Regions from separate parts of the Homo sapiens genome. Here region 2 is linked to region 1. A link is a contact called in ENCODE Hi-C or POLR2A ChIA-PET data. All regions are on one chromosome and are shown on one strand. The core of a region is the stretch at or near the end of the contact, and the rest is flanking DNA. Distances in the headings are between cores, read along the strand shown. Region 1 holds the start of SNIP1 (Smad nuclear interacting protein 1). Region 2 overlaps INPP5B (inositol polyphosphate-5-phosphatase B).

What was found. Hi-C counts contacts between places; a loop is a spot of excess contacts on that map. ChIA-PET counts read pairs that join two places held with the same protein, here RNA polymerase II (POLR2A). Pooled maps may share reads with other maps.
Region 2: a map with no recorded cell type shows a loop between it and region 1 (4-fold over the local background). The contact joins the enhancer-like site here to the promoter of SNIP1 in region 1. A Hi-C loop is called at or near these places in 1 of 37 single-sample maps with no recorded cell type and 7 of 50 pooled maps. POLR2A ChIA-PET finds 5 or more read pairs at or near these places in 3 of 52 experiments (GM10248, Panc1 and activated B cell).

Annotation. Positions count from the first base shown.
Region 1 is chr1:37,551,575-37,556,648 of GRCh38, reverse strand. SNIP1 (Smad nuclear interacting protein 1) reads left to right here and starts at 2,356. Exons shown (of 4, transcript NM_024700.4): 1 at 2,356-2,643; 2 at 3,902-4,004. The coding sequence starts at 2,420. It also overlaps the pseudogene RPS27P9. RefSeq lists an enhancer at 132-1,102 and a silencer at 2,574-2,633.
Region 2 is chr1:37,922,586-37,929,141 of GRCh38, reverse strand. All of the region lies in intron 7 of INPP5B (inositol polyphosphate-5-phosphatase B), which reads left to right. Among named protein-coding and RNA genes, the nearest start is that of INPP5B, 21 kb to the left of the region's middle. RefSeq lists an enhancer at 2,740-2,979. Within about 2 kb of position 3,122, at least 5 of the 41 ENCODE cell types and tissues checked have a DNase peak (open chromatin) inside an H3K27ac peak, as active enhancers do.

The sequences.
Region 1 (5,074 bases), core at 1,107-3,606:
CTGACTTCTCATGAAGGGTTAAGGGACAATTCCCAAAGGAAGTCATCTGGAGTTCCTAGGTTTTTTGAAGGTTTTTTTTGTTGTTGTAGTTGTTCCCAAAATGTGTTCATTGAGATTGTTTCCCACTCATCTTGATTCAGAGTGCTTTTAGTGCTGCTTCCTCCTGAAGGAACATCCTTCTGTAAGCCTTACTTTTCCTCCTGTAGGCTGGCAGAGGACAGTGGAGCAGCCAACACACAAAACTGCCGTTTGTGCATGGCTAAAGACTGTGGTGATTTTATAGCATCCTGGGCATTTCACATCCATGAAGTAGGAATTGGGGCTCTGCACCAGGCGTTTCTTCTTGTGTTTCCTCTTCTCCTCTTCTGGGGAGGGATGAAGGAGATCCTTTGCGAGAGGCATGTTCTCGTGGGTAGGTCGTCACCGCAAGAAAGGGCTTGTTTTGATTTTTAAATTGAGACGGAGTCTCTCTCTGTTGCCCAGGCTGAAGTGCAGTGGCGTGATCTCGGCTCACTGCAACCTCCGCCTCCCGGGTTCAAACGATTCTCCTGCTTCAGCCTTCTGAGTAGCTGGGACTACAGGCGCGTGCCCCCATGCCCGGCTAAATTTTGTATTTTTAGTAGAGACGGGGTTTCACCACGTTGGCCAGGCTGGTCTCGAACTCCTGACCTCGTGGTCCGCCTGCCTCGGCCTCCCAAAGTGCTGGGATTACAGGCGTGAGCCACCGCGCCCAGCCTGAAGTATTTTTCTAATTAAATGGAGAAATGACAAAGTAGGAGCCAATGGGAAACCTCCCCTTTGCCCCCTGAAGATTCGCTCAAAAATCAATTCACAAAAGGCAGATTAATTGGAGAAAAGGCATACAAATGTATTTAAAATGTATACACGGGGAGAATCACAGTATGATTACCCACCCCGAAAAGGGTTCAGAAGCTTATATACCCTCCTGGTAAAACAGGTTTGTGAGGGTGGGAGAAGGAGGAATTCTGTTCAGGGATTACTAGGCAGAATGAATGAATAAGGGAACAGAGATAAATTTGTAAATAGTTTTTTGTGTTTTTTTTTTTGTTTTGGTTTGGTTTTTTTGAAGACAGGGTCTCACTCTGTAGCCCTGGCTGGAGTGCAGTGGTGCCATCACGGCTCACTGCAGCCTCCAACTCCTGGGCTCAAGCGATCCTCCTGTCTCTGCTGGGACCACAGGCACGAGCCACTAGCCCCTGCCAAATTTAATTTTTTTGTAGAGACAGTCTTGCTATGTTAGGCAGTTTGGTCTCAAACTCCTGGCTTCAAGCGATTTTCCTGCCTTGGCCTCCCAAAGCGCCGGAATTACAGGCTGCAGCCACCGTGCTCGGCTGTAAATAGCTACTTTTGACAGTATAAGGGTCTCTGGTCAGGTGTGATTACATTCTTGGGTGGAGAAGAAAGAAACAATTATTCCTTTTGGTAGTCTGGATCTTAGGCAGATAAAGACCTGTGCTTTGGGAGAGATGATGGGCACTGGAAAGGAACATTGAGGCTTCTTCAGTTCAGCTTGTCAGTGAGCCGTATTTTGGGGTTTTGGTTTCTGAGCCCCAACAGCATTGCAGAAAGTTCAGGAAATAGAAGAGGAAAAGCTAATGATTTGAAAAGCTAATGATTTGCCCATGGGTTATCATCTCTGATTGCATTTCCATTTCTTCCTCCCTTCTATTTCCAAATGTAAATGTAATTATAGTTTGCACACAATTTTGTATCCTGCTTTATCGTTAACAAGTCAGGGTTTTTAAAGTTTGTAAATGGTTTACTAATGGCCACATAACACCCATTAATTTGGCTAACTTCCCTACTGCTGGTATTTACATTGTTTCCACGTTTTGTAATTACTAATAATGTGGCAACAAACAGCCTTGAGAGGTTTGCTTTTTCCCAGTTTTTGTTGTTGTTTGTTTTTGAGACATCTCGCTCTGTTGCCCAGGCTGGAGTGCAGTGGTGAGATCCCTGCTCACTGCAACCTGCGCCTCCAGTTCAAGTGATTCATTTGCCTCAGCCTCCCGAGTAACTGGGATTGCAGGTGCGCGCCACCACACCCGGCTAATTTTTGTATTTTTAGTAGAGACGGGGTTTTGCCATGTTGGCCAGGCTGTTCTCTAACTCCTGACCTCAGTGATCCGTCAGCCTCGGCCTCCCAAAGTTCTGGGATTACAGGCGTGAGCCACCACTCCCAGCCAGAAGTTTGTTTTTGAAACTTGAAACTCCCGCCACCCAAGCCTGTCGCTGCGGCCACACCCACTAGGGAGTAGTCACGTGTTTAACCTTTGCCGCGAGGATTTCTGGGAGCCTGGGCACCCCGGAAGCGGAAGTCCAGGAGTTAAACTCGTCATTTCCTCCAGCTAGAGGAGCTCAACTGATCTGTTTTCTTTCGCCCAGCCAAAATCACAGAATGAAGGCGGTGAAGAGCGAACGGGAGCGAGGGAGCCGGCGAAGACACCGGGACGGGGACGTGGTGCTGCCGGCGGGGGTGGTGGTGAAGCAGGAGCGTCTCAGCCCAGAAGTCGCACCTCCCGCCCACCGCCGTCCGGACCACTCCGGTGGTAGCCCGTCTCCGCCGACCAGCGAGCCGGCCCGCTCGGGCCACCGCGGGAACCGAGCCCGAGGAGTTAGCCGGTAAGTGGGGGAGCAGTCCAGGATGGACATTGGGTTGGGCTCATTCAGAAAGGCGGGCAGGGCTAGCGTCCGAAACAGGTTTTGAATGGTGGGCGCAGCAGCCCGGACTTAATCCTGAGGGGCTGTTGAGAGTGATCCAGTCGTGCTTGTGTTATGCTTGCTCTGTCACTTGCATTATAGCTCGGTGTTCAACGCCTAATGACTAACCGGCAGGATCCCACTCCTTCATTCTTGTGTTCCTAGCACTTCGAAGAGTGTGGCCCAACAGATAGCACTGATAATCTGTTAAATTGGATTGAGATTTTCCCCATCCCTCCCACAAATGGAGTGTGGGCGTTGTCTTTCCGGTTACCTGCCAGAAAGGTTTTCACATCGAGGTCTAAGCGAGCTACCTAACAGAAACTGGGGAAAAAAAAAAAGTTACTTCTTGCTAGACTCATTTATTTATGCATTCATTCACCATAGTTTTACTGAGTGCCTATTAAGTGTTAAAGACTGCCCTAGGTATTGGGGCTGCAAGGGTGATTCAGTTAGATGATCTTCACCGATGCCAAATTGGCTATGCTCTAACCCTGAGACATGATAAAAAAATAAACAAAATAGTTTCAGTTAGTAACAAGTATTATTGATAGATTAAAACAGTAATGTGATAGTGAGAGATTGGAGAGAAGAGGGAGGAGGACTCTCTAAAGAGGTGCCATTTGAGCCCAGACCTGACTGATAAGAATGATCCAACCTCTTAAAGATCCAGGCAGAGGAAACAACATCTGCAAAGAACCTGAAGTAGAATGAATTATGATTGAAATGGGAAAAAGCCAGTGTCGGTGGATTATAGTGGTCAAGAAGGTGGGTGGTAGGAATGAGATGGCACAGGGAGGAAGTAGAACCACAGGATGGAGGGATTGTTATTGATGGTAGGGGTGTTGGTAGTGAAGGATAAAGAGTCAAGGGTGACTTACGGATGGTGATGCCAATCAGCGAGATGGCAAGGAGTAGGAGAGGAAAGGTTTTTGAAGGGTTGGGAATTAAGAGTTATGTTACCTAAGTGAGAAGGTTCAGTAGACAGTTGTCTATGTGAGTATGGAATGCAAGGGAGATGTTAGGGCTAGGAAAGTGAACCTCGTGACTCCTTTAATGTGACCGGCAGAGACCTTCACAAATGCGGTGTTTGTGTTAGTAGGTAAGCCTGATACTGGAAGCTAATTTTTATGGGGGAAGGGAAATTGCGATAAAATCCTGTGTACCATGCTCTGAATAGGTCCCCACCCAAAAAGAAAAACAAGGCCTCAGGGAGAAGAAGCAAGTCTCCTCGCAGTAAGAGAAACCGAAGTCCTCACCACTCAACAGTCAAAGTGAAGCAGGTAAGTGGATTGGGGTGTTTTGATGGGTCCAAATTGAGAGCCTTTTCCTATCACAGCTAAAGAGGAATGTGTGTGTGTGTTGTGTGTGTGCACACATGTGCACGTACGCTCGCCTACATCTCTACTTGTACCTCCGATGGGCTTTTCTGAAAACTGGCTGTATTTATTTTTTCTGCTTGTTTGCTTAAATTAAACTTTTTATTTTGAGATTATTATTGGTTCACATGCAGTTGTCAGAAATAATTCAGGGAGATATACTCTTCCTGGTTTCTCCCAGTGGTAACATCTATTCATAACAGAACTGTGGTACAATATCATCATCAGAATATTGACATCGATATAGTCAAGATAACATTTCCTTCACCGCAAGGAATACCTCGTGTTGTCCTTTTGTAGCCAAACCCACTTATCTCCCACTTTTATCCTTCCTTAACTTCTGTCAACTTCTAATCTGTTCTTCATTTCTATAATTTTGTCATTTCAAGAATGTTATGTAAATGGAATCATACAGTATGTAACCTTTAGGATTGTCTTTTCTCACTCAGCAGAATCCTTTGGAGATTGATTCAGGTTGCATCTCTCAGTAGTTTGTTCCATTTCATTGCTGAGTGGTATCCAAATGGCATGGATTTAGCCACTTACTCATTAAAGAACATCTGGGTTGTTTCCATTTTTTGGCTATTACACATAAAGCTGCTATATAGACATTTGTGTACAGGTTTTTATGTGAACGTTAAGAGTTCATTTCTCTGGGATAAATGCTCAGGAGTACAATTGCTGGATTGTACGGTAGTTGCAGGTTTAATTCTTTTAAGAAATTGCCAGACTGTTTTCCAGAGTGGCTGTATTAGTTTACCTAGGGCCACCATAATGAAATACCATAGAGTAGGTGGCTTAAACAACAGAAATTCATTTTCTTGTAGTTATGGGGCTAAAAGTCAAAAATTAGGGTGTTAGCAGGTTTGGAATCTCCTGAAAAAAAATCCTCTGTCCTTGGATTGCAGATGGCTACCTCTTTGCTATATCCTCAAATGATCTTTCTTCTGTCCTGTTGTCTTTTCTCAGCCATA
Region 2 (6,556 bases), core at 1,873-4,372, 370 kb before region 1:
TCTCAAAAAAAAAAAAATTTTTTTTTATCTTATCGTAATACCTACAGTAAGTGACTGGGTGACACTGTTAATTGCTAAGTTGCTGCTGCTAAAATTGGTAAGAAATGGTATCAAGCTCTCCAGTTCTGTTTGGGTCATCTCTGTTTCCAGAGTTGTTCTGGCCTCAGAGGAGAGTTACATCTTCTATAACAGGTGGGAAGAACCCTTTGGGCTGCCTCTGGATGTCGATACAGGCCCCAAGGGAAACGGAGTAGTAGATTTGTTTTTTCCTATATGCATATGATCAAAATACCCACTACTTGATAGCCTAGAGAAACCAAGGCAAATGGTTGCTTAAAAATGCTGTTTTTGGCTGGGCGCGGTGGCTCATGCCTAATCCTAGCACTTTGGGAGGCCGAGGTGGGCGGATCACAAGATCAGGAGTTCAAGACCAGGCTGGGCAACATGACGAAATCCTGTCTCTACTAAAAATATAAAAATTAGGCCAGGCACAGTGGCTTATGCCTGTAATCCCAGCACTTTGGGAGGCTGAGGCAGGCGGATCACAAGGTCAGGAGATCAAGACCATCCTGGCTAACACGGTGAAACCCCATCTCTACTAAAAATACAAAAAAAATTAACTGGGCATGGTAGTGTGCGCTTATAGTCCCAGCTACTCGGGAGTCTGAGGCAGGAGAACCGCTTGAACCTGGGAGGCAGAGGTTGCAGTTAGCCGAGATCGCGCCACTGCACTCCAGCCTGGGCGAGACTCCATCTCAAAACAAAACAAAACAAAACAAAAAAACCCCAAAAAAACAGAACTTAGCTGAGCATGGTGGCAGGCACCTGTAATCCCTGCTACTTGGGAGGCTGAGGCAGGAGAATCAGTTGAACCCGGGAGGTGGCGATTGCAGTGAGCTGAGATCGCGGCATTGCACTCCAGTCTGGGTGACAAGAGCAAGACTCTGTCCCCTCAGAAAAAAAAAAGCTGTTTTTGATTCACGGCAGGAGAAACAAAGGCACCCCTCAGGAGCTGGCAGTCTGACTGAGAGGGGTCTGATAATACGTAGATAGAGGTAAGAGAGTATAGGGTTGGCCCAGCAGGACAGTGTTCCTTGTAGCGTGAGCCAAGGGCATAGAGCACCTTTGAGGCCCAGGCATTTTGGGGGATAGGTGAATCTGGTCTTCATTCTTTGCCTTTGCATTAATAGAGATAGGAATGATCTTTGATGATTCTTTCAAAATGTCCTTTCTTTTCTTTGATTTGTCTCTGCTGAATTCAGGAGTGTTAGGCTGAGCTTGGTAGAGATTATAGTAGAAAAATGAGGCCGGGCGCAGTGGCTCACGCCTGTAATCCCTGCACTTTGGGAGGCCAAGGAGGGCGGATCACGAGGTCAGGAGATTGAGACCATCCTGGCTAACATGGTGAAACCCCGTCTCTACTAAAAATACAAAAAAATTAGCCGGGCATGGTGGTGGGCGCCTGTAGTCCCAGCTACTCGGGAGGCTGAGGCAGGAGAATGGCGTGAACTTGGGAGGCAGAGCTTGCAGTGAGCTGAGATTGCGCCACTGGACTCCAGCCTTGGTGACAGAGCGAGACTCTGTCTCAAAAAAAAAAAAAAAGAAAGAAAAAGAAAAATGAAATGGAGCTAGTTTCAGACTGGAATCCACGTCTTCAGGTTCAGACCAGTGTCTAGGAGGTAACTTGTGGTGTTGAAGTCAGGTAATGCTTTTGGTTGAGTGGCAGCTTGTTCACGTGATTCTCTTGCCAAGCCCAGCTTGCACTGACTTTAGATTGGTAGTTGAATCGGTAGATTGGTAGGAGTCTTTCTGCTCCTGCACTTATTTAACTGCTCCTTTTTTTTTTTGAGACGGAGTCTTGCTGTGTCACCAGGCTAGGAGTGCAGTGGCACGATCTTGGCTCACTGCAACTTCCACCTCCCGGGTTCAAGTAATTCTCCTGCCTTAGCCTCTCTAGTAGCTGGGACTACATACATGCACCTGCACGCCACCACACCCAGCTAATTTTTGTATTTTTAGTAGGGATGGTGTTTCACCTTGTTGGCCAGGATGGTCTCCATCTCCTGACCTTGTGATCTGCCCGCCTGGGCCTCCCAAAGTGCTGAGATTACAGGCGTGAGCCACCGCGCCTGGCCTCACTGTTCTTAACATCTTTTTTCTTTTCTTTTTTTTTCTTCCTAACCACTAGATGACCAGGGATGCTGTTAACTTCCTTTTGCAGCTTTTTCTTTCCTTAAAAAGAGTGAAGTCTGATTTGGGAGAAATACCTCATTATTTCCATCTAGCAACTGAAGTTGCTCTTATTCAGAAAACCCCATTGAGGATCCTGTACAGGGCCCAGTACTTATCCAAGTCAGTCTGTAAAATGTTCACCTGCATTGCATCCTGGGTACATGCAAAACCTGGAGCTGTGTTCTGGAGGGTTTTGAACTATGCACTAAAAAGGAAATGGCTACTCAGAAGTCCCACAGGGGCCATTCTGGGCTATTTTAACAAAGCAGTAATAGCAAATACATTTTGTTTTTTTTTAATCCAAAGTTGATTAGAAATGAGCCAGCTTCGCCGGGTGTGGTGGCTCAAGCCTGTAATCCCAGCACTTTCAGAGGCCGAGGTGGGCGGATCACAAGGTCAGGAGTTCAAGACCATCCTGGCCAACGTGGTGAAACCCCATCTCTACTAAAATATAAAAAATTAGCTGGGCGTGGTGGCGTGCGCCTGTATCCCAGCTACTTGAGAGGCTGAAGCAATCACTTGAACCTGGGAGGCGGAGGTTGCAGTGGGCTGAGATCACGCCACTGCATGCCAGCCTGACGACAGTGAGACTCCGTCTCAAAAAAAAAAAGAAATGAACCAGCTTTGTAGTAACTCAAATTTACAAGGGGATGTGTTTAAGTATTTTTTCTTCTGGACCCAGGAAACAAAGTATTAAAGTCTGTCATGCCAGTGAAAGGAAATGAATGCTATTTATATCTCAGGGTAACATAAAGGGTAACCTAGTTTACCAGAGTAGAAGCCAGAGAGCATGTTAGCAAAATAGCCCCCGGGGTGGTTTTCTCTCTCACTCTCTCTTTCATCTTGTTTTGTCAGTACTAATAGGTAAAACTTGTGTGACCAACATATCCTTTTAGCATGGAGAAAATAAATTTGCTTTTGTTTATCTTAGAGAACAAATATTGCCCATCATTTCCACCGTTGTGGGAAGCTCTGCAGGCTCCTAAGTAACTTATTTTAAGTCACTTTGTTTCCTTAAACAAAAGAGAACTGTATTCGTTTTTCTTCTTCCTTTTGTTGTTCCCCTCTCCATTTTCCTTCTTTGGGCCATTTAATCCAGTTTTATGTTTCTAGTACAAGAGAACCCCCTAAAGATTCTTTTTTTCTTCTGAAAACAGTTTGTTTTGGAATTCTGCAGTTATTGTTGAGAGCAAGTGAGGTGACCCACAAACACTCAGTTAGAAGTGGAGCTTTGAACAGAAAAATCCTCAGGGAGGGACAGTTCAGGAAGAGGGAGGCATCAATATATTTATTAGAGGAAAGATACTGTACTGTTGGAGGATAGATGCTAGCTGACTTGCATGTTTTTCTTTGCTACTTAAAATATACTGTTAGCCCGGCACAGTGGTGCGCACCTGTAGTCCCAGCTACTCGGAGGCTGAGGCAGGAGTCTTGCTTGAGGAGTTCCAGACCAGCCTGGGCAACATAGTGATATCTCTAAATTTAAATAGATAAATATATAAAATAAATTACGCTCTAACAGTTTTGTTATTGGTGATCCATACATGAACTGAAGCTAGCAAATATGAATGAGAAGAGACTTTCTTTCTTGGAATGCCAATGATGAGAATTTAAACAAAGTGGATGTCAAGAGGCCTGGACATTTTTCTTTTTCTTTTCTTCATGGTTCCTTGGTGCACTATTACTTTCTCTTTTTGTTTTTATTTATTTTTATTTTTATTTTATTTTATTTTTTTGAGACGGAGTCTCACTCTGTCACCCAGGCTGGAGTGCAGTGGTGTGATCTCTGCTCACTGCAGCCTCCACCTCCTGGGTTTAAGCAGTTCTCCTGCCTCAGCCTCCCAAGTAGCTGAGATTACAGGCATGTGCTAACATGTCTGGCTACTCTTTGTATTTTCAGTAAAGACGGGGTTTCAACATGTTGGCCAGGCTGATCTTGAACTCCTGATTTCAGGTGATCTGCCCACCTTGGCCTCCCAAAGTGCTGGGATTATAGGCGTGAGCCATCATGCCTGGACTAATTTTTATATTTTTAGTAGAGACAGGGTTTCACCATGTTGGCCAGGCTGGTCTTGAACTCCTGACCTCAAGTGATTCAGCCTGCCTTGGCCTCCCAAAGTGCTGGCATTACAGGTGTGAGCCACCATGCGCAGCCTCTTTTTGTTTTTAGAGACGAGATCTCCCTGTGTTGCCCAGGCCGGTCTCAAACTCCTGACCTCAAGTGATCTTCCCGCCTCTGCCTCCCAAAGTGCTGGGATTACAGGCATGAGCCACCGCGCTTGACCTCTTTGTACGATATTAAACGTGTGTCTCAACTTTCCTCTTATGTCTTTAAAATGGGAGTGAATGTTTGCCTCCTGGAAAGTCACACAGGACTTAAGCAATGCTAATTATTTAGACGTGCTTTCATTTGGGAAATACAATTAGAAATGGGAAATGCTGGCCAGCAGCGGTGGCTCATGCCTGTAATCCCAGCACTTTGGGAGGCTGAGGTGGGCGGGTCACTTGAGGCCAGGAGTTTGAGATCAGCCTGGTCAACATGGCGAAACCCTGTTTCTACTAAAAATACAAAAATTAGCCCGGCAGGGTGGCACATGCCTGTAGTCCCAGCTAGTCAAGAGGCTGAGGTACGAGAATCGCTTGAACCCCAGAGGTGGAGGTTGCAGTGAGCCGAGATCACGCCACTGCACTCCAGCCTGGGCAAGAGCGAGACTCTGTCTCAAAAAAAAAAAAGAAAAAGAAATGGTAAATGCTCACCTCTGAGAACTGAGAACCTGGCTGCTGTCTTCAGGGTCTATCCTAGGGGGATTTCTTCCTGATAAGAACTGCATTGGCTGGGCACAGTGGCTCAGGCCTGTAATCTCAGCACTTTGGGAGGCTGAGGCAGGTGGATCACCTGAGGTCAGGAGTTTGAGACCAGCCTGGCCAACATGGTGAAAACCTGTCTTTACTAAAAATACAAAAATTAGCCAGGTGTGGTGGCTTGCGTCTGTAATCTGCGTGCCACTTGGGAAGCTGAGACAGAAGAATCACTTGAACCCTGGAGGCAGAGGTTGCAGTGAGCAGAGATCACGCCACTGCACTCCAGCCTGGGCGACACAGCGAGACTCCATCTCAAAAAAAAAAAAGAACTGCACTTACTCCTTTCCTCCCTCCATTTTCATATTTCTGAATGCAGTCACTAACAACCTCAGGGTATCCTTGACTCTTCCCTCTGCTCTCATGTCTAATAAGCAAATTCTGTTCATTTTTTTTTTTCTGCAGTGCCTCTCCTATCTACCCACATTTCAAAATCCCCCTTATTCATGTTGGTATCCTCTTAGCTGAACTGTTGCAGTAGTCTTCTTGTAAGTCTTCCCAACCTCAAGTTTCCCTCTCCTTTAGGGATCTCCTTAGAACATAACTTTGATCGTATTCTACTATTTTGTATGTGAACTTCAATATTGTACCACTCCCTGTTGCCTATAGAATAAAGCTCAAATTCCTTAGTATAGTGGTCAAGTCCTGCACTGCCTGACCTCAGCCTGCTTCTCTGTCTGGTCTTATCTGCTACAACTTATCTTCATTTCCTTTTACTTCAAACTTGACTGCTTATTATTTCTGGATAAAGCCCTGTACTTTTTCACCTATTTGTTGACTTCTCATTCAGCTACATTTTTGTAAGCTTGAACTTGCTGCTTTTAGCATTTTGCATTCTCTCTCCTTCCCAAATGACAGCCGAATGCCTTGTACATCAGTAGGTGCTCAAAAAATGTCTGTCTCTGGTTGAATTGTAGAGACCCATACAATTTCTAGCCCAAGGTGCTTTGTGGCCTCAACAACTCCTGCCCCCTTCCTCTTTGAGCATGCTCTGCATCTCTGTGTTGCCCTCCCCGCTTCCTGGTTTGCTCTTGCCCACTTCTCTTTTAGCTTTATCACCAGACCACAGACAGTTCACAGAAGGCCCACTGAAGGGAAGCCTGAGAAGGAAAAATTCAAGTCATCTCTCCAGGGGCCTATCACCACTAACCAACCTGTTGCCGTAAAGTAATTGCACTGTAGTCTTCCTCCTTGAAAGCTAAACTGGTCATATTTAGTCCTTGCCAGCCTAAATTGGATTTGCACAGGGTGCAAATTGGATTTCCAGTCTAGAACTTACAGGTTTGCTTGGCATGAGATGTGTTTTTAGAGATGTCTGTGTTCATTTTATTTTATTTTATTTTATTTATTTTTTTGAGACGGAGTCTCGCTGTGTCACCCAGGCTGGACTGCAGTGGTGCGATCTTGGCTCACTGCAAGCTCCGCCTCCTGGGTTCATGCCATTCTTCTGCCTCAGCCTCCCAAG